Linked DNA regions of Homo sapiens: all the other regions are linked to region 3. Evidence: chromatin loops called from intact Hi-C (ENCODE). Cell type or tissue: endothelial cell of umbilical vein. All regions are shown on one strand. Each heading gives the region's core, and the rest is flanking DNA. Links, peaks and the distances in the headings are about the cores only.

Region 1 (5,604 bases), core at 605-5,604, 130 kb after region 3:
GGCTAGAGGAGGTCCAAATGCTGGTGGGATCTCAACCTCACCTGGTGTCCAGGTGCTTGACACCATCCCAAGAAGGAATTCATGAGTCAGAAAATTGTAGAAGTATGGAGATTTATTGCAAAGGGAAAAGTACACCCTCAAGGGGCAAGGGGAGCGTGGGCATACTCAGGAGAGTTGTGCGTGTGAGGGGGTTTGGGGCTGCTACCTTTATGGGCTTCATTCACCAAGGTGGGGAATATTCATGAAAATTCCTGGAAGGTGGTGGAGATTTCTTGGAACTGTGGTGTCACCGTTTTTATACCAAATGTGGGTGTTCCTGAAACTATCATGGCACTCGTGGGGGAGTTGATTAAGTATGCTAATGAGTGCATAATGAGGTTCTAAGAGGAACCTAGGTCAGATCCAGCATCATTTTGGGTCCAGTTGGTCTTAGCCAGCTTGGTCCACGCCCCAGTATTTCAGGGTCTTATCAGTCCCTAGCTTCTGCAGGTAATTTCAACAGTTTCTTTTTACTAGTCATGTGAAACTCCTGCCTGGAATTTTCTGTTCTCCTGAACCACTCTGTATTATTCCTGTCTCGCTTTGACTTGGTGTTCCCTGCCCCAAAAGGCTCTTTGCCTGGTCTCTGCACAGTTGCTACCTAAAAAGTCTTTTCCTGACACCTCCCACCCCTCGAGTAAAATCACACATTCTTCTGGCTTCCTATTCTTTCATTTTAACTTTTTAAATACTTCTCACCCTTCATGTGTTACCTGTTTGTTCATGATGTATTTGTTTGTGAACTGTCTTCTCCCTAGAGCAGTACCCTATCAGGACTTAGGCTCTGGGGATTTCACTGCTCATTCTCCAGCCTGGCACATAAGAGGTGGTCAGTAAAACTGTCGAATGAATGAGTGAATGAGTGAATCACAGTTAACCTCAGTTATAAAGATGTAATCATCAGTCTTCCCAAAATTCTTACAATACTGGACACTTTAAAGGAAATGAGGCTTTTTTAAAAAAAGAAAAAGCATTTCCTGGCAGGAATTTATGTATTTGTATGCAATATGTGGGTAGTTACAGTACAGTGCAAGAAAAACAACCATATTTCCTGTCCTCTAGGAATTTGAAATCTGTAAAGAACTCTAACATTGGAAATGCCTGATAACATACATCTGCAGTTATTTGTGGCAAAAGACAAGGCAAATAGGCAAATATTCGGTATTATAAAAAATGCACAGATTTCAAAGGACAAGTATAGGTGGATTTACATGCCTACATCTTTTGAGGTGAGTGGAAATTTGTACATGATAATCTAGGTGAGGCTGAGGCTCCCTGGCTGTGACAGTTCCCTTTGGGCTATTCCCCTGTACCTCCTGGGTCAGCTGATCTGCCTCCATCCAGAAAAGATGCTGAGGAAAGTCAGGAGTGGTCAGTAGCTTTTGTCATGTGGGTAGCTAATTACAAGTTTTGGGTTAATTTTTTTTTTTTTTAATTGAGACAGAGTCTCGCTTTTGTTGCCCAGGCTGGAGTGCAGTGGTGCAATCTCGGCTCACTGAAACCTCCACCTCCTGGGTTCAAGTGATTCTCCTGCCACGGCCTCCCAAGTAGCTGAGCCTACAGGTGCGTGCCACCATGCCTGGTTAATTTTTGTATTTTTAGTAGAGACAGGGTTTCGCCATGTTGGTCAGGTTGGTCTTGAACTTATGACCTCAAGCGATTCACCCACCTCAGCCTCCCAAAGTGTTGGGATTACAGGTGTGAGCCACTGCGCCCGGTCAAGTTTTGGGTTAATTTCTCAAAATGTCTTCTCTCGCACGTTTCTTATCTTTTCACTCTTTTCTCCTGCTTTCTAGGTCTTTCTTCTTTGAGAGGAAAGGGAGAGACCCTGGTTAGGCCAGAAATCCATGGAGAAGAGTTTTCTTCCTCTTCTGCCTTCCACTGTGGTTGGTAGATTTTCAAGATTTTAGTGGAGATTGATGGAGGATCCTGCAGGCTGCAGCCTCATCCCCCTCACAATGTATTTTTTGTAATAGGTGAAATGCTGCTTCTTTATTATGGTCAGGAGAAATGTTCTCTCACTGCTGGTGGCCAGTATATAAATCTTAACTTGTATGTTTATATATTCAGCATTATGTATGTGTATGTGCGCATGTGTGTGTGTTTGTGTGTAATGGATTTTAGTTGTGCATTTAGTAGGATAAAACACATGCATTTCTTTCATTTATGACTTATACTGTGACTAATTGTGGTTCATTTTAAGACTATTTATTTTAAAGAGTTACCGCAAAAAAGTCTTTGAATTGTTGGCATGCTAAAGTTAATGATAATAAGAATCAAGATTTTGAAAAGCACACTTCTTAATTTCTTCTTTCCTCATTTAACCAGAGCTGAACAGCTTACAAGTAGAAATCATGGGTTTTGGTATATAGAAATATAGGCTTAAAAATATGGATGCAATTTTAATACAATGCAGTTTTATGAGGCGGAATATCTTAGTTGTTTGACCCTAACCGACTTCATTAGGATGTTGTAATTCCCCTCCTTTAACTTGCCCATTTTGGGCGGGGGGGAATCCTTGTGGAATGCAGTGATTCAAGAGCTTAAGGACAGCAAGAGAGCAGGGGTAGGGATGGTTACAAGGTAAGACGTGTAGTCCCTGAGCAAGGCCTCCTTAAGGATGTGAATTCTGATTACTGCAACTGAAGAAGACAGATGTGGGAAGAGAGTGCAAATCCCAGTCACCCCACCCATGCCCGTCTTTTGCTGGCTGAGGGGTGGCTCTGTGTCTTTTGCTCCACATCCCCTGTGAATGTGAGGGCAAAGAACTCTGCTGAAGTTGTTGGTCTTTTGTCAGAAGAAGGCTTTAAGTACTGGCATTCTTTCCTCATGAGCACAGATCCGGCTCCTGTTTCTCAGGGAGGGCAGTGAACTTGCTCTACATTCCTCATGGGTAATGAAGTTGTTCCCAAGCCTGTCACCACCACATCCTTCCAACCCTGCTCTTAAGCTTCTTTTTCAGAGGGAAGCAGAATGTTTACTCAGTAGGACATCCTAAAGGACAGAGGCAAGGCAAGGAGAGGATGGAGAAAAGCTCATTCTCTTTTGACCACAATCACTGTCACTGGCTGCAGGGTGTGGAAAATGGGAAGGCACAGTATATCATCATTTCCTCAGGACGGAATGCTGGCCAGTGCCCGATGGGAACAACAGCTAGCAAATTAGTGAATTGTGGCTGCCCATTATTTAAGAGAGAACACGTGGTAACCACCTTCAGTAAATAAATGCAGATGAATTTGGTGATTTACAACTCTTGTGTTTTCTTGTGGTAACACAGTTGTCCAACTGATCAGGCATGAATGTTAATTTACACACCATAAGGTACGTGGTTAGTGGTTCTCAACATTTTTAAACATGAGAAACCTGTTCTAACATACACAGAGTTCACAGATCTTTAAGAACTTTTAGCTGTTCTGTTATCTGTTGGTTGAGAAGACACATAATGGTGAGATCAAAATGTATTAAGTGGATTTGAATTACAATTATCATGGAACTTACTATATTTGAAAACTGTGTGTATGTAGCATATTACACACAATGGTGCTCAGGGATTCAGGATCTTTTCTCGTCCCCACCAAACTGAGGACCCTCCTCTGCCCTCCCCCGTTCTCAGTTCAGGGCCAAAGCCCCCAGGTTGGGATCTACTGGGAGAATCAAAAGATTGTGAATTTTGGGTCAGGCAGAGAGGGGATCAAATTTCAACTCTACCACATCCTGTATGATCTTGGGTAAGTTACTAAACCTTGCTGTGCCCCAGCTTCCTCGTCTTTAAAATGGAGATCAGTTCCTATGAAGACTTAACCTCCTAGGGGTTTTGGAGGAATTGAAGTTTTGTTGTACCATGAATAGTGCCTGCGCAGGAAAGGTGGCACTTAAAATTTTTTCCCCACTTCTTGCCTACTCTCCCCACCTCCAGGACAGATTCAAGACCAGTAATGCACAAGATGAAAATCAATAAGTTAATTCTTTCTGCCTCTGAGCATTCATTTAGCCGGTACTGTATGTTCTAGTTAGTAGAGCTATTTGACAAATGACTACTACTTTTAGTGGCGTAAAACAAATCTTTATTACACTCACCAATTCTCTGGACAGGGTACAACAGGGACAGCTCGTCTCTGATCCGTGTTGTGGAACTTCAGCTGGGCAGACTGAAAGGATGGGGGCTAATTACCTGGTGGCTCATTCCCTCAGCATCTGACGGATAATGCTGGCTGTCACCTAAGACCTTAACTGAGGCTTTTGGCCAGAACGCTGGTGCCCCATTGGCCCTGGCTTTCTCACAGCATGGTGGCTGGGTTCCAAAAGGAAACATCCTGAGAGAGCTAAACGGAAACCTCATCCATCCCCTGTCATGGTCTAGCCTTGGAAATCATACAGCATCGCTTCTGCCACCTTCCATCCATTGAGATTGTCACAACATCCCGCTCATATTCAAAGGGAGGAGAAATAGATTATGCCTCTTGATGCAAGGTGGTTCTGGAGAGTATATGGGAACAGAAATCTTACCGCACCCTTTGTGGAAAATCTCTGCCACGGTATGTGAGCAGTTTGTAAATTTATAGAAAGGGACTCCTTGAATGTCCTTGCACTGCTCTTCCCTGAGTTACCGTGGTTGCACGCTGGACTAAAAGCTAAGACCTTAACACAAAGACCTGAAATATAGTATCTGAACTCTGTCCCAGGGCACGTGTCACCTTCTAGCTTTGAACTGGAGCCTGGGTTTTCATCTAAAAGCTGGCTTTTAGATGTCTGGTCAATGGCATGTCAGTAACTGAACTCTGCGCTATATGCTAGGTGGTAATATCAAGGTGTAAGACGCACCAGCGAAGCCAAGGGCTGACTTTCTTTCCAATTCAAAGATATTTTTTGTGGTAACTCTTTAAAATAAAGTCTTAAAATCAGCCCTAACCTGATTTTATTTCTGGACAAGAGCCATATTACCTGTACCCCACTTTGTCTCCATTACTAAAAGTTCACCAATTACATTGTCTTCCTAAGATTTAAAAAAAAATTTAAATAATTATAGAAAAAGTTGTAGTGTTTGGAAAGCTACCTTAGAAGGAGAAGAATTGGCCTCTAGTTAGGAATGAGAATTCTTCCTTATGATATTATGACAGTTACTTTCCCCAGTAAATATTTATTTCTTCTCAGAGCTTATTTGCAAGTGAGATATACTTAAAGCTAAACAAACGATTAGCTCACAAAGTGTTAAACCAAAAAGAAGTTTCGCAGAAAAAGAATGGACACATAATTTTAAAAATGTATATGTATCATATAGTTTGATTATGTGTAAACCAAAAATTTAAGGGAGGATGATGGGTTGTTTATCATTTATATGGAGTCAAGTTAGTCTATAAAATGTTCAATCGCTTCCAGACTCTGAAAGTCATTCTATGACCCTGTCTCAGATTTTTTTTTTTTTTTTTTTTTTTTTTTGAGATGGAGTCTCGCTCTGTCGCCCAGGCTGGAGTGCAGTGGCGCAATCTCGGCTCACTGGAAGCTCCACCTCCCGGGTTCATGCCATTCTCCTGCCTCAGCCTCCCGAGTAGCTGGGACTATAGGCGC
Region 2 (5,604 bases), core at 605-5,604, 98 kb after region 3:
CTGACCCTAACGTTGCATTATTGAAAATGGTCAGCATCTTCAGGTAGGCTTAGCACGTGACTGGGGGGATGCTGCACAAGGACAGCAGTAATGAGAAGGAAGGGGGCAGGTGGGAAGGAAAAAGGAGGGGCATCCTGGTAAGATTTCACAGGCCAAATGAGCTGGGTTTTTAAAAACCTTAGTGCTTTTCTCTTGTACATGGTGAAACCCAATTACTATGTTGCGTTTGTACAAATATCCCAATGACGCTAACCCGTGTCAGAGAGCTCACCCTCCTCAGTACACCTGGGATCCACGAGAGCCTTGCTGAGGTCAGAGATGAGGTCTAAAGTCTATCCAAGCACTTTATCCTATATCTTTGTTCTGCGTGTTCACCTGTAAAACATTTATTGATTATATGCCAATGGCCAGGGCTCAAGTTCAGGCAAAATGAAAATACTCTATTCCAAAGTAAGTAGGTAGTCTGAGATGTAAATTTTCAAATCGGCTTAAAACTGATAACACGGTTCTTGAATCTCTCACTCACACCCAGGGTCCAAAGGAGTCAGACTGGGGGAGGGTCTTTCTTTGCAGAGAACTATGAAGTGATTCCTACCACCCCTACTGTCTTAGTCCATTTTCTGTTGCTATAACAGAGTACCAGAGACTGGGTAATTTACAGAGAAAAGAAGCTTATTGGGTTCATAGTTCTGGAGTTTGGGAAGCCCAAGGACATGGTGCTGGTCCCTAGCAAGGGACATCTGGTGGCATAATGTGGATGCGAAAGAGACCACAAGAGCAAGCCTAGCTCACTTTTATAATAACGGGCTCTGGCAAGAACTAATTCACTCCCGTAATAAAGCATGAATCCATTCAGAAGGGTAGAACCCTCATGACCCAATCATTCTTAAAGTCTTCATCCCTTAATACTATTACATTGGCAATTAAGTTTCCAGCACATGAACTTCTGGAGGACACATTCACACCATAGCTTACGGGACCACTTGGGGAGATTGAACAGGTGTCAGACCCTTACCTGGAAAGTCTAAGAAAGGAGTCCCCTATCTTGTGAGAGAGATGGACAAAATGCCCTTTCCTCCTTCACCTGTCCAAATCCCGTGTTTCCTTTAAGTTCAGTTAGAACCCTGCTCCCATTTAGGAAGACTTCTCTGATCTTTTTCTAGCACTTCAAGATTCTCACTCTTTGAATTTCTACAGTATTTAACACCTACTTATAAGATGATTTTTTAATTATTCTTTATTCATATCCTCAGTTAGTTTGGAGTCCTCTGGGCCTACTCATATAAGCTGAGTGTTTGTATGTATTTAAAATTCTGTCTTTCTAGAACAGTACAAATCTGCTGTAAAGTAAATTGGGCAAGAGGGAACAGTACCCGTTGGGCCCTGCTTCCCATTTTTATGTTCTTCCAGAAGCAGCAACATAACTCACAGCATAGCCCTTGTCTGAGAGGCAGAGATTGAAGCAGCTTCCACCCACTGGGAGGAGTTTGGATGGCGTGAGGTACTGTGTTGTTAAGGTACCTTCATTAGGAAGGTTGGTCTGGAGAGACCTTTGACAGAATGTATTTGTTTTGCTGGATTGAGAGAATTGAATGTTTATATAGCTTTGGTTAAAATTCCATTTTTGTTGCAGAGAGATTATTGTCTGAAGAAATACTCAAGCACTTGAGTGAGAAGAGGTAGATGCTGACAAGGAGAGAAGGAGTGTATTTTAGTTTCTTATGCTTGTTCAGAACTTGGTCTGTGGTATGGATTTTAAGTCTGATGTCCTTTTTAACTTGGAAGAAAATGTCCTGAAGTCTATTTAGGGGCACATGTTAGTTAGTGTTCTGGTTTGGCTGAGAATTCTGTAGATGTATTCCTATATTCCGTGATGGAATATTATTATTATTTTTTTCGAGATAGAGTCTCACTCTTTCATCCAGGCTGAAGTGCAGTAGCATGATCATGGCTCACTGTAGCCTTGAACTCCCAGGCTCAAGTGACCCTTCCACCTCAACCTCCTGAGTAGCTAGGACTACGGGCATGTGCCACCACCCCCGGCTAATTAAAAAAATTTTTTTTTGTAGAGACTGGGTCTCGCTCTGGTGCCCAGGCTGGTCTTGAATGCTTGGTCTCAAGCAGTCTTTCCACCTCAGCCTCCCAAAATGTTGGGATTACAGATGTGAGTTGCTGTGCCCGCCCTGCTGCATTTCTTTTTTCATCAGTCTAGAGGTTTCTAACCTGGAATTTTCTTTCTTTCTTTTTTTTTTTTTTTTGAGATGGAGTTTCGCTCTTGTTGCCCAGGCTGGAGTGCAGTGGCACGATCTTGGCTCACCGCAACCTCTGCCTCCTGGGCCCAAGCGATTCTCCTGCCTCAGCCTCGGCAGTATCTGGGATTACAGGCATGCGCCACCACGCCCGGCTAATTTTGTATTTTTGGTAGAGACAGGGTTTCACCATGTTGGTCAGGCTGGTCTTGAACTTCCGACCTCAAATGATCCACCCGCCTCGGCCTCCCAAAGTGCTGGGATTATGGGCATGAGCCACCGTACCTGGCTAACCTGGAATTTTCTTAATCCTAAAGAGTGGAGAATGTAATAGAGATTATTAAGCTTTTAAAAAAAAAACAGCTTTGTTGAGATATCATTCATATACCATTCACTTCACCTCCTGAAAGTGTACAAATGAATGGTTTTTAGTATGTTCACAGGTTGTGCAGCCATTACAGCAGTAAATCTTAGAACATTTTCATTACACCCAAAAGAAAACCCCATATCCATTGTAAGGGTTTTTTTTTTTAAATACTCAAAGAAGTTTAACTTTTTTGTTTGTGATAAAGCTGTACAGGCTAATATCAAGGTTTTAAAATTCAGGCTAGGATTGGGAGTTAAATTATTTTTTTAAAGGGAAAATGAACTGATAATAAACAATGTTACATCCAGTCTTTCAAATGAGATGGAAACAAGCATGTACATCTCTGCTTTGCTCCATCCTCATTTATCAACGTAACATCCATTCTGTGATGAGTGGTGGCCAGTGATGATTGGTGGCCAGTGATGGATGCCATATTTCAGGGACTTATTTTGAATTAAATGGGTAATAAACTGACTAATATTTCTGCTCAGTGGGTAGGTGTGCTTTATTCTGTTTGAAATGGGAGAACTTAGTTCAGAGAACTTTTTCCATAGATGCATGATCCTTTTTGGTACATACTCGAATTAGGCTGTTGTGCAGCTAATTCAGCTTTGCTGTATTTCTTTTGAAGTAAGCATCCTGATTTAATGGCTTTTCCAAGGACTGCCTTTAGTGTGGCCTTGCTAACCTGATAGATGTCACTTTACTCAACATAGGTTGTAGCTCAGCCTGGGCTTTAGAAGTTTGGGATTGAAAATGAGACTGTAAGATCCCAGTTGGCCCAAGGAAGGCGAGTCCGTTTACTCATGATTCATCTTGAGGAAGAAGAGATGCTGAGACAGCTGGCACCTGGCGTTATTCCAGGGGCCACATTACTTTCCGCCAGCCATGGCTTCCAGGTGTTAGATCCTTTCATGAATACCAGGAAAGCAGTGATCTATTAATAACTTTACCCCAGCTACAGTTCATGCTTCTAGAGTTACCATTGTGTGGATTTCCAGAACTTCTTTTCCTTTGACACTTATCTTTATCATTGTGGAATTATGCCCATGGGCCACCCAGCTCTCACACACCCAAAGCCACGGACTCTAGGAAGACACTCAGTTTGGCGGTTAATCCCTTCCCTTGGGAACTTTTGGAATTATCACTTTATTTATCTAATCCTCTTCAAATAAGAGTTTGTATACTTTTCACTGCATGCTTAAAAAAAAAAAAGAAAAGCCAAAGACAAATACACAGAAAAACTAACACAACACCCACGAAACCCCCATGACCTCAAACAAAAATCTTACCCACTGTTGCCTAAGACTTTGTGCTCTCTGAATATGTGAACGAAGGAATGCTTTGAGTGGCTCTGCTGTGGGGAACTGCACAGTTTTGGGTTATCCAATATATGGCCTTCTTTTCTCCCTTTCCTGCTGGACTGATTTGTCCTGTTTCCTTAGTTATTAGTACTTCCACAAGAAGGGGGAAGGAATTAAATTTGAAGGGCGATTCCCACCTTTTTTTTTTTTTGAGATGGAGTCTCACTCTGTCGCCCAGGGTGGAGTGCAGTGGCGCGATATCGGCTCACTGCAAGCTCCGCCTCCCGGGTTCACGCCATTCTCCTGCCTTAGCCTCCCGAGTGGCTGGGACTACAGGCGCCCGCCATCACGCCCGGCTAATTTTTTGTATTTTTAGCAGAGACGGGGTTTCACCGTGTTAGCCAGGATGATCTCGATTTCCTGACCTTGTGTTCCGCCGGCCTCGGCCTCCCAAAGTGCTGGGATTACAGGCGTGAGCCACCGTGCCCGGCCGGCGATTTCCACTTTCTAGCAACAGTTGGCGTAGAAACCCTGGCCCAGCCAGCGACAGTTAGCCAGCGACAGTTGGGGAATATCTGTTTATCGTTATTTCTACTTTGATTCCTCAAAAGGTGATTCTGTTTTGACGTGAAAAAAACAACCCAACTTTGGTTTATGAACCAGCCCAACTCTGACAAGTGTGTTCCTGTTCCGCCTACATCAGTTCTAGGTTCTCTAACTTCAGTGTGCAGAAGATTCAACCAAGGAAGTTCCTGGGCTCTACCCCTTGAGATTCAGTTTTAATAGGACAGGGGCTAAAAGATTGCATTTAGTCCCCAGGTCCTTCTGATGTGGATTAACTAGGGGCTGACTTTGAGAAACACTGCCCTGGAATGTGCACTTGCTATTCAGGTACCAGCCCAGCCTTTTCTGTGACTAAATGCTTGGCAGTTAACAATGTATAATTATGGTGTGTGTCGTTTCCAAGGCAACATGCATCTGTCACTCCCGCTGAGGCTGGGAAGATTGAAAGGGGCCATGGAGAGGCTGCAGTCACAATGAGGCCTCCAGATTCATGTCATCAAAGTGCTTCATGATGACTGGATTTTCACACCATTTATCCAAGGGCCCTAGTCAATGGCAGCAGCAAGAATGAAAGTAGACACATTGGAAGCTAGAGAGTCACTGGGTGACTTTTGGAGGTAGCAACAAGCTCATGAAGAAGGCATTCAGTGGCTTGCACTCCCCACCCATCCTCTCAAGTCAGTTTTGTTTAGAATAATTAGGATGTGGGGGAATGTGAGAGGACCTGGCAAGGCTTCTGAAAACAGTGGTTAACTGTGGTAAACGTGTGCCTGCTATTCCTCAGTTCTCCTCTGGGATGGTGCTGTTAAAGGTCACCTGTTCTCACTTGCAGTGGGCTTGACGTGACATTTATTTAGCACTTACTATGTGATGGAAACTTTCACATAGATTATCTTGCCTTTTTGACCTAAGTGTATTTTCATTTTTTTTTAGCTACATGCGAAGTTTTCACATCTTGTACATTTCCAAATTTAATGAAAAAGGTAGAGTCTGTACATGTTTGCTGGGCACAGTGGCTCATGCCTGTAATCCCAGCTTTTAGGGAGGGAGAGGCCAGAGGATAGCTTGAGCCCAGGAATTCGTGACCTGCCTGGGCAATATAGTGAGACCCCATTCGCCA
Region 3 (6,474 bases), core at 702-5,701:
TAGTGGTTTTATGCCTCCCTTTTAGAATATAAATACCATAAGTAGGGAATTATCACCTGTTTTGTTCATTCCTGTATCCTTAGACCCTAGAATAGGAAATTCATAGTAAGCACTCAATCTGTTGAATAAATAAATGAAATCAATGAATTAAAAGAAAAAGTAGGTCATTTTTAGGAGCACATATCATAGGCAACCTCTTCACCTAAGGCTGACCCAGAACAGAGGCTGGCACTCCTGTGGGTCACATGTTCCCACTAGTTTGGGAAAAAGTGTTTGCTATCTCAGCATCATGCTCCCCTCATCTGCCACCCTCACAAGGAAGATCACTACCATTGGGCAGCCAGCCATTGTTCTAGTTGCCTACGATGCTACCTGCTCTTCTTGTCTTTACTCTGTTTGTACAAAGCCTACACTCCCTGGAAATTTCACTCACGGCTAGTTCTGTGTTAACTTTGCTTACTCCATTTGTGGAAGTGGTCCAGCTCTCTTCCCAGCCATGGATAGAACAGCTGGTGGGGACAGCTTAAACAAAGTCAGGTGCTAACTGCTTCCCGCCCAGTAGCTGGTGTTCAAAGACTTAGCTCAGCCCTTGGCCCCAAGACTCTGCTGTGCAATTTGCACACCTCCCTCAAGAGGCTTGGGAGAGAAATACAGTCCCCATAGCCATCCCCTTAGAGACAGACTGAGAGCCGAAATTCCCTTCTTGCAAAAGAATTTGGGGACAGTCCTGGCCCCATCAGCTGAACAGACAGTTTGGTTTTATAAAACAACTTGGGGGAAAACTAGATAACTCTTATTTTTTGATTTCCTGGGAAAATAATGTGATTATTTTGTGTATAAGTGTTTTTAATTTGACTTTTTAAACTATTAAAATATTATTGCATGCCCCTGTAGTCCCAGTTGCTCGGGAGACTGAGGTGGGAAGACCACTTAAGCCCCAGAGGTCGAGGCTGCAGTGAGCCATGATCATGCCACTGCACTCCAGCCTGGGCAAGACAGAGACAGGCTCTGCCTTGAAAAAAAATGCTCTAAGCAGAAATGGGCAAGGGGAAGCTTTCCACCCAGTATTTGATGAGAATCACTAATCTAGCAGTCCTCCTGTTGTTGGATACTTGAGCTGCCTCTAATGGCTCACCAATATAAATAAGGCAACAACAAACATCTTCAAATATATAGTTTTTTATCTTTGGAATTCCTTCTTGAACTTGACCCTTCTACCTGTTGGTTTTAGCTAGTATACACCCAGCATCTGGTAGAAAACACTTTTATGTTATATTAGGCTGAAAACCTGGGAATCCTATGATTTGTGTGGGCCACACCCTTGTTTCTGTAAGAACTGTTGTGTTTTCACAGGAAATGTTAGTAATACAAGTGGTGTTAAGCAGTGAATAGATGTTCATTTACTAAAACAGGAAGAACCAAAGTAGTGTTGAGAGGCAGAATCCAGACAACAGGAAACAGTCACAAGATGCAGAAGGTTCTGTGAGTTCTGAGGGTCTGTGCAAATTTGACTCTGTAATAAGGTAGATGGGCAAAAAGTGGAAATATCAGGTCTGAGACATGAATGCAAGAAAGATCCTGTGGACAAAGAGTCTAGTATAGTGATTAACAAATATGGGTTCGGAGTCACACATATGTTCAATTTCCAGTTCTACAGATTAGGTGTGTGACCTTGAAAAAGTCGCCTAAACTCTCCAAGCCTTGGTTTCTTATCTCTAAAATGGAAATTGTAAATGATACTACATTGACAGGGCTCTTATGCCCTCAAACTTCCCTTCGGGCTTGGCCAATACAGAGCCCCAGCTGATGAGAGGAAGGAAAGAGAAGGAGGTCAAAGTATATATTCTATAAGGTACCTCCTTGTGAGGTTGTGGCTGTGTCCCTCAACAAGAAAGCAGCACTCCTTTTCAAGTGGCGTGCTCTACAATACTCCTTTTCCCTTCAGGTTTCAACAACCTCTTCTTCTCCTTATCTCTTTGGCCCTAGAGATAGCATCTTAGTTCATCTTCTGTAATTTATAACAGAATACCTGGAACTGGGTAATTTATAAGAAACAGTTTATTTCTCATAGCTTAGGGAAGTCCAAGGTTGAGAGGGCCATCTGGTGAGAACCTTCTTTCTGGTGGGGACTCTCCGCAAAGTCCCAAGGTGGTGCAGGGCATCATATAGTTGGGGGGCTGAGTGGGTGAACTCAGGTCTCTCTTCCTCTCCTTATAAAGCTCACTCCATGACAACCCATTAATCTCTGAATGGATTTATCCATTCAGGAGGGGAGAGCCCTTAGGACCCTTAAAGGTCTCATCTGTCAATAATGACACATTGGGGATTAAATTTCAACTTGAATGTTGGAGGAGACAATTATCAAAACCACAGCAGATGGTAACCACTCTGAAGTCCCCTGTGGTTCCCCTATTCTCCCCCATCTTTGTAATTTAGCTCTTAGTAAATCAACCCTGCTCAAATTATTCTACTTTGAGTGTGCTGTCTGATTTCCATTGGGACCCACACCAATACAGTATCCTTCCCCTGCTGTTTTATCTATTACATTCCTTAGGCCCTCTGGCTTCCAGATGGATTCAGTCAATAAGGACCCTGGATGGTGGAAGGTGGGGACTTGCAGGCATGTCTGTTTTCAGTGATGTCTCCTGTGGTTCCAGCTTTGAACAGTGACTGGCCCCTGGGCTTCAATAACACAGCCCGTTCCCTTTTGCTCTCTGCTGTTGCTGATCTCAGCTGCCTCACCATTGCTGTCTGGGTTCTCTCCTCTTCCTTCACCTGCATAACCAATTCCCTGGATTAAATTTCCTTTGGTTAAAATACTTAGAAGAAGTTTGGTTGCCTTGGTTGGACCCTGACTGATATATTCTCTAAGTCGCAGTTTCCTCATCTGTAAAACAAATCTAACAAATAATACCTATCACCAAAGGATAATGTGAGAATATTAATGTAGGAAAAACCCATGATAACTGCTCAATAGATATTAACCATTAGTAGTCTTTTCAGAGCTTCTGGTGGTCCTTGGGATAAAGTCCATCCTCTGTAATATGATTTATAAAATATGGCTCCTGGTGGGGTGTGGTGGCTCATGCCTGTAATCCCAGCACTTTGGGAGACCGAGGCAGGTGGATCACCTGAGGCCAGGAGTTCAAGACCAGCCTGGCCAACATGGTGAAATCCCGTCTCTACTGAAAATACAAAAATTAGCCGAGCATGGTGGTGCACACCTGTAGTCCCAGCTACTTAGGAGGCTGAGACAGGAAAATCTCTTGAACGTGGGAGGCAGAGGTTGCAGTGAGCTGAGATCACACCACTGCACTCCAGCCTGGGCACTGGGCAACAGAATGAGACTCTGTCTTAAAAAAAAAAAAAAAATTCTGGCTTCTGGTTTCCCTTCCAGTCTCATGTCTCCCTCTCTGTCTCATACAGATTCCCCAGCCCTATATAAAGTCTTTCACTGTTCCCTCTACTAACTCTGGCATAATACCTATTCCACTTTATTATAATTACTTATCTCCATCCATCTTCTCTGCTAAAGCTGTGGGGTCCCCAGAACTTGTTCATAGCTTACTCACACTAAATCCTCAGTAAATGTATACAAATAGAAGGAAGGAAAAAGGAAAGGGGAGGAAACAAGAGAGGGACAGGTAGTAGTAAGAAGTACAATGACCTAGAGATCCTGGCAAAATAGTGGGTCAACAATCTAGACCAGTGAGTCAGGGGTAAAGGCATAGACAAAAGCTACTTGTTGCTAGGAGGCAATGGGTCAGAAATCTAGATGGAAAACAGTACAAGGCTGTACAAACAAAGGAACCAAAGGTAAACATGAAACAGAAGTTTCCAGCCCCACCAGGAGCTCTTATTCACCTCCTGCTGACTCGGGAAGCTGTTCCACCATCCATCACGCAAGGTAAGAAAGGCGAATGGCAGCACCTGGCTGGAAAAGGAGTGAGGGGAAGTATGGGTGGCTGATTGTGACGGAAACACAAGGCTGTACAGCACTGGCCATGTTCCTTGAGTCAAAATGATCCAGGTGGCTTTCAAAAATCTTAGTACATGAGAAATACCCCATGGCCCACTCTCTTATTTCCCCTTTCACCATGGAAACTCGCCAAGCTGAGTTTCTTGACTGGGCTACCTGCACGACCAAACCAAACAGGCACCTAATCTCTAATCTTACTGCTGGGCTCTGTCTCAGACCAGATGAGCAGAGTTCAGGCTGGATATCCCACAGGAGGAAGGCTGAATACCCCTCTCCTCACCAAAGTTGGTTAAGGTCTGGGTGAGTTATGTCTCATGTTCCTGTTGTGAAATGGAATGAACAAACAGGGGATGTGATTCATGTCTGTAGACACGTAGTATTCCTGAGAGCTAATCAGGAAATGCCATTTCATGTCTGGTCTTATAAAGCCTCTTCAAAAATTTGATAGAGGCTAAAGGGGAGCAATCATTTTAAAGTGAGCTCTTGTTATCTCTTCAACCACCTACGCCACACGCCCACCACTAAGTTCTGAGAAAACTTTACACCCCCCTCTTCTTCCTCTGCCCTAGTCCCTCTCCCCAACCCGTACCGCCAACACACACACCTGCATACACATGCACATGCAAATTGTTTGAAAGAAACATCATATGGCCAGGTACGGCGGCTCACGCCTGCAATCTCAGGACTTTGGATGGCTGAGGCGGAAGGATCTCTTGAACCGGCCATAGTGGCTCATACCTGTGGTCCCAGCCACTCAGGAGGCTGAAGTGGGAGGATAGCTTGAGCCTGGGAATTCCAGGCTGGGTGAGCCGAGATCGCGCCATTGGCCTCCAGATCAAGTGACAGAGCCAGACCCCGTCTCAAAAAAAAAAAAAAGAAAGGAAACATCATACAACATGAGGCATACTTTACACTGAAGTAAGTTGTTGTTTTCAAGGCAAAATGAGTTTCCCTTAATTTATAGGAAATAAAAAGAAATATTTAAAAGACTAGTAAGAACAAATAAATCCAGTTCTCAGCTGGTGATCGATAAATAAGAAAAAGAAAGACAGATAAGGAGAAGATTCACCTATAAATTAAGTGCATTTAACAACTTAAATTATTACTTCCCCCAAAGGAAATGAAAATGGACCCTCTGATCAGAGAGATAAAGTATGTTTTATTTTAGTTTTTTAATTAATTTTGCAGGGAGACACCTAAATTTACCAAAAAAGGGAGCTAATATCAGGGAAATACAAGATCTTAATGGAAAGATTATGGAATTCACAAGTTACTGGTGGCAACAGTTTGGACACAATTAGACATCTTAACGATAATGAAAGTATATAGTTTAATGAATCTATGTCAAGGGAAGCCTTGAGTATAAAACCTTTACAGGGTCCGACGAGATGAGGACTTTTGCTCAATGAGTAAATAGTGTTTGACCAGTTGATTAGTAAGGATGTGTTTTTGAATTCCTCGAGATTTAACAAGATGACAAATCGGACTTGTTTAGATTTCTTTTTCGGGCTAGCAAGAACACTTTGACACACTAAGTAGGAGGAGTCCCCTCAACCCTCTGTGAGACTCCTAAGCCCACTAACCCTGAAGTCACACACAGCTCAAGACACACAGAGGGGGCCTCTAAGCTGAGAGACGTTTATTCAAAGACTTCTCTGATCTATCAGAACTGGTGATCTAGGAGCTTTTTGTAAAGCTAGGTATTCTTCCTCTCCAGAAAACAAAAGCAAAAACAAAACACTTTGCTTCTCTATCAGAGGGATCCTTTTCATTTCTTTTCGGGGAAGTCTTCTTTCACGTTTAAATGAGCTCAATTTATAGATGACTCTTCTCCCTGTCTGTTCTCCTTGTCCCCTTTATCAAGCATGGTGAAAACTGTGGAGTCATCCTTGTCTCATCTGCTCTGACTAATTTGTTTACCATATCTGGCCAGTTCTTCTTTTGAAGGGTGGCTGCAATTTTCTCTTTCTTATCTCAGTTGTTGTTGCTTTGCATTAGCATGTTTTCATAGCCTCTCCTCCTCTCAGTCCCTTCCCTTCCTCCTGAAATCTAAACCTTTCTGACACTCTTTCATCTGGCACTGCCCCCTCACAACTGTTATGAGTTCCTTTTTCTCCCACATTGAGTCTGAATTCCTCTCTATGGCTTTCAAAGACTTTCTTATTCTTCCTCAACCCTCTTCATTATCTGCTACTCCCTAGTGCTCCCTTCTCTAGTGAGGTCAATATTCTCTTCCACTTACTGGGCTTGTTTCTCTTCTTCCTTCTCTTTACCCATCAATTGCCCTGTCCATTGGCTTATTTTTTTTTTTTTTTTTGAGAAAGGGTCTTGCTCTGTCACCCAGGGCAGAGTGCAGTGGTGTGATCTTGAACTCCTGGGATCAAGCAATTCTCCTGCCTCAGCCTCAGCCTTCCAAGTAGCTAGAGTTATAGACGCATGGCACCATGCCCAGCTAATTGTTTTTATTTATTTATTTATTTATTTATTTTTGAGAT

Evidence for each region. Hi-C counts contacts between places; a loop is a spot of excess contacts. Peaks named below come from ENCODE experiments on the same cell type or tissue, not always from the same donor. Only the 100,000 strongest peaks of a DNase experiment are listed, where the experiment ranks them.
Region 1: a loop joins it to region 3, with 7 times the contacts of the local background. A loop is called at or near these places in 4 of 110 quality-filtered maps.
Region 2: it touches region 3 in a loop (8-fold over the local background); 3 of 110 quality-filtered maps call a loop at or near these places.

Annotation. Positions count from the first base shown.
Region 1 is chr5:34,714,954-34,720,557 of GRCh38, forward strand. The region is part of intron 2 of RAI14 (retinoic acid induced 14); the gene reads left to right. LOC124900960 (a long non-coding RNA gene) reads left to right here. Exons shown (of 3, transcript XR_007058730.1): 2 at 1-1,268; 3 at 1,836-5,604. Among named protein-coding and RNA genes, the nearest start is that of RAI14, 61 kb to the left of the region's middle. In endothelial cell of umbilical vein, for the core only: no CTCF peak of the experiment used is centred there; DNase peaks (open chromatin) are centred at 948 and 2,918; H3K27ac peaks cover 4,255 bases.
Region 2 is chr5:34,679,615-34,685,218 of GRCh38, forward strand. All of the region lies in intron 1 of RAI14 (retinoic acid induced 14), which reads left to right. Among named protein-coding and RNA genes, the nearest start is that of RAI14, 26 kb to the left of the region's middle. In endothelial cell of umbilical vein, for the core only: no CTCF peak of the experiment used is centred there; DNase peaks (open chromatin) are centred at 3,487 and 4,887; H3K27ac peaks cover 3,415 bases.
Region 3 is chr5:34,581,980-34,588,453 of GRCh38, forward strand. It overlaps LOC105374721 (a long non-coding RNA gene), which reads left to right and starts at 3,859. Exons shown (of 3, transcript XR_925916.3): 1 at 3,859-3,907. In endothelial cell of umbilical vein, for the core only: no CTCF peak of the experiment used is centred there; DNase peaks (open chromatin) are centred at 1,402, 3,672, 4,322, 4,742 and 1 weaker place; H3K27ac peaks cover 5,000 bases.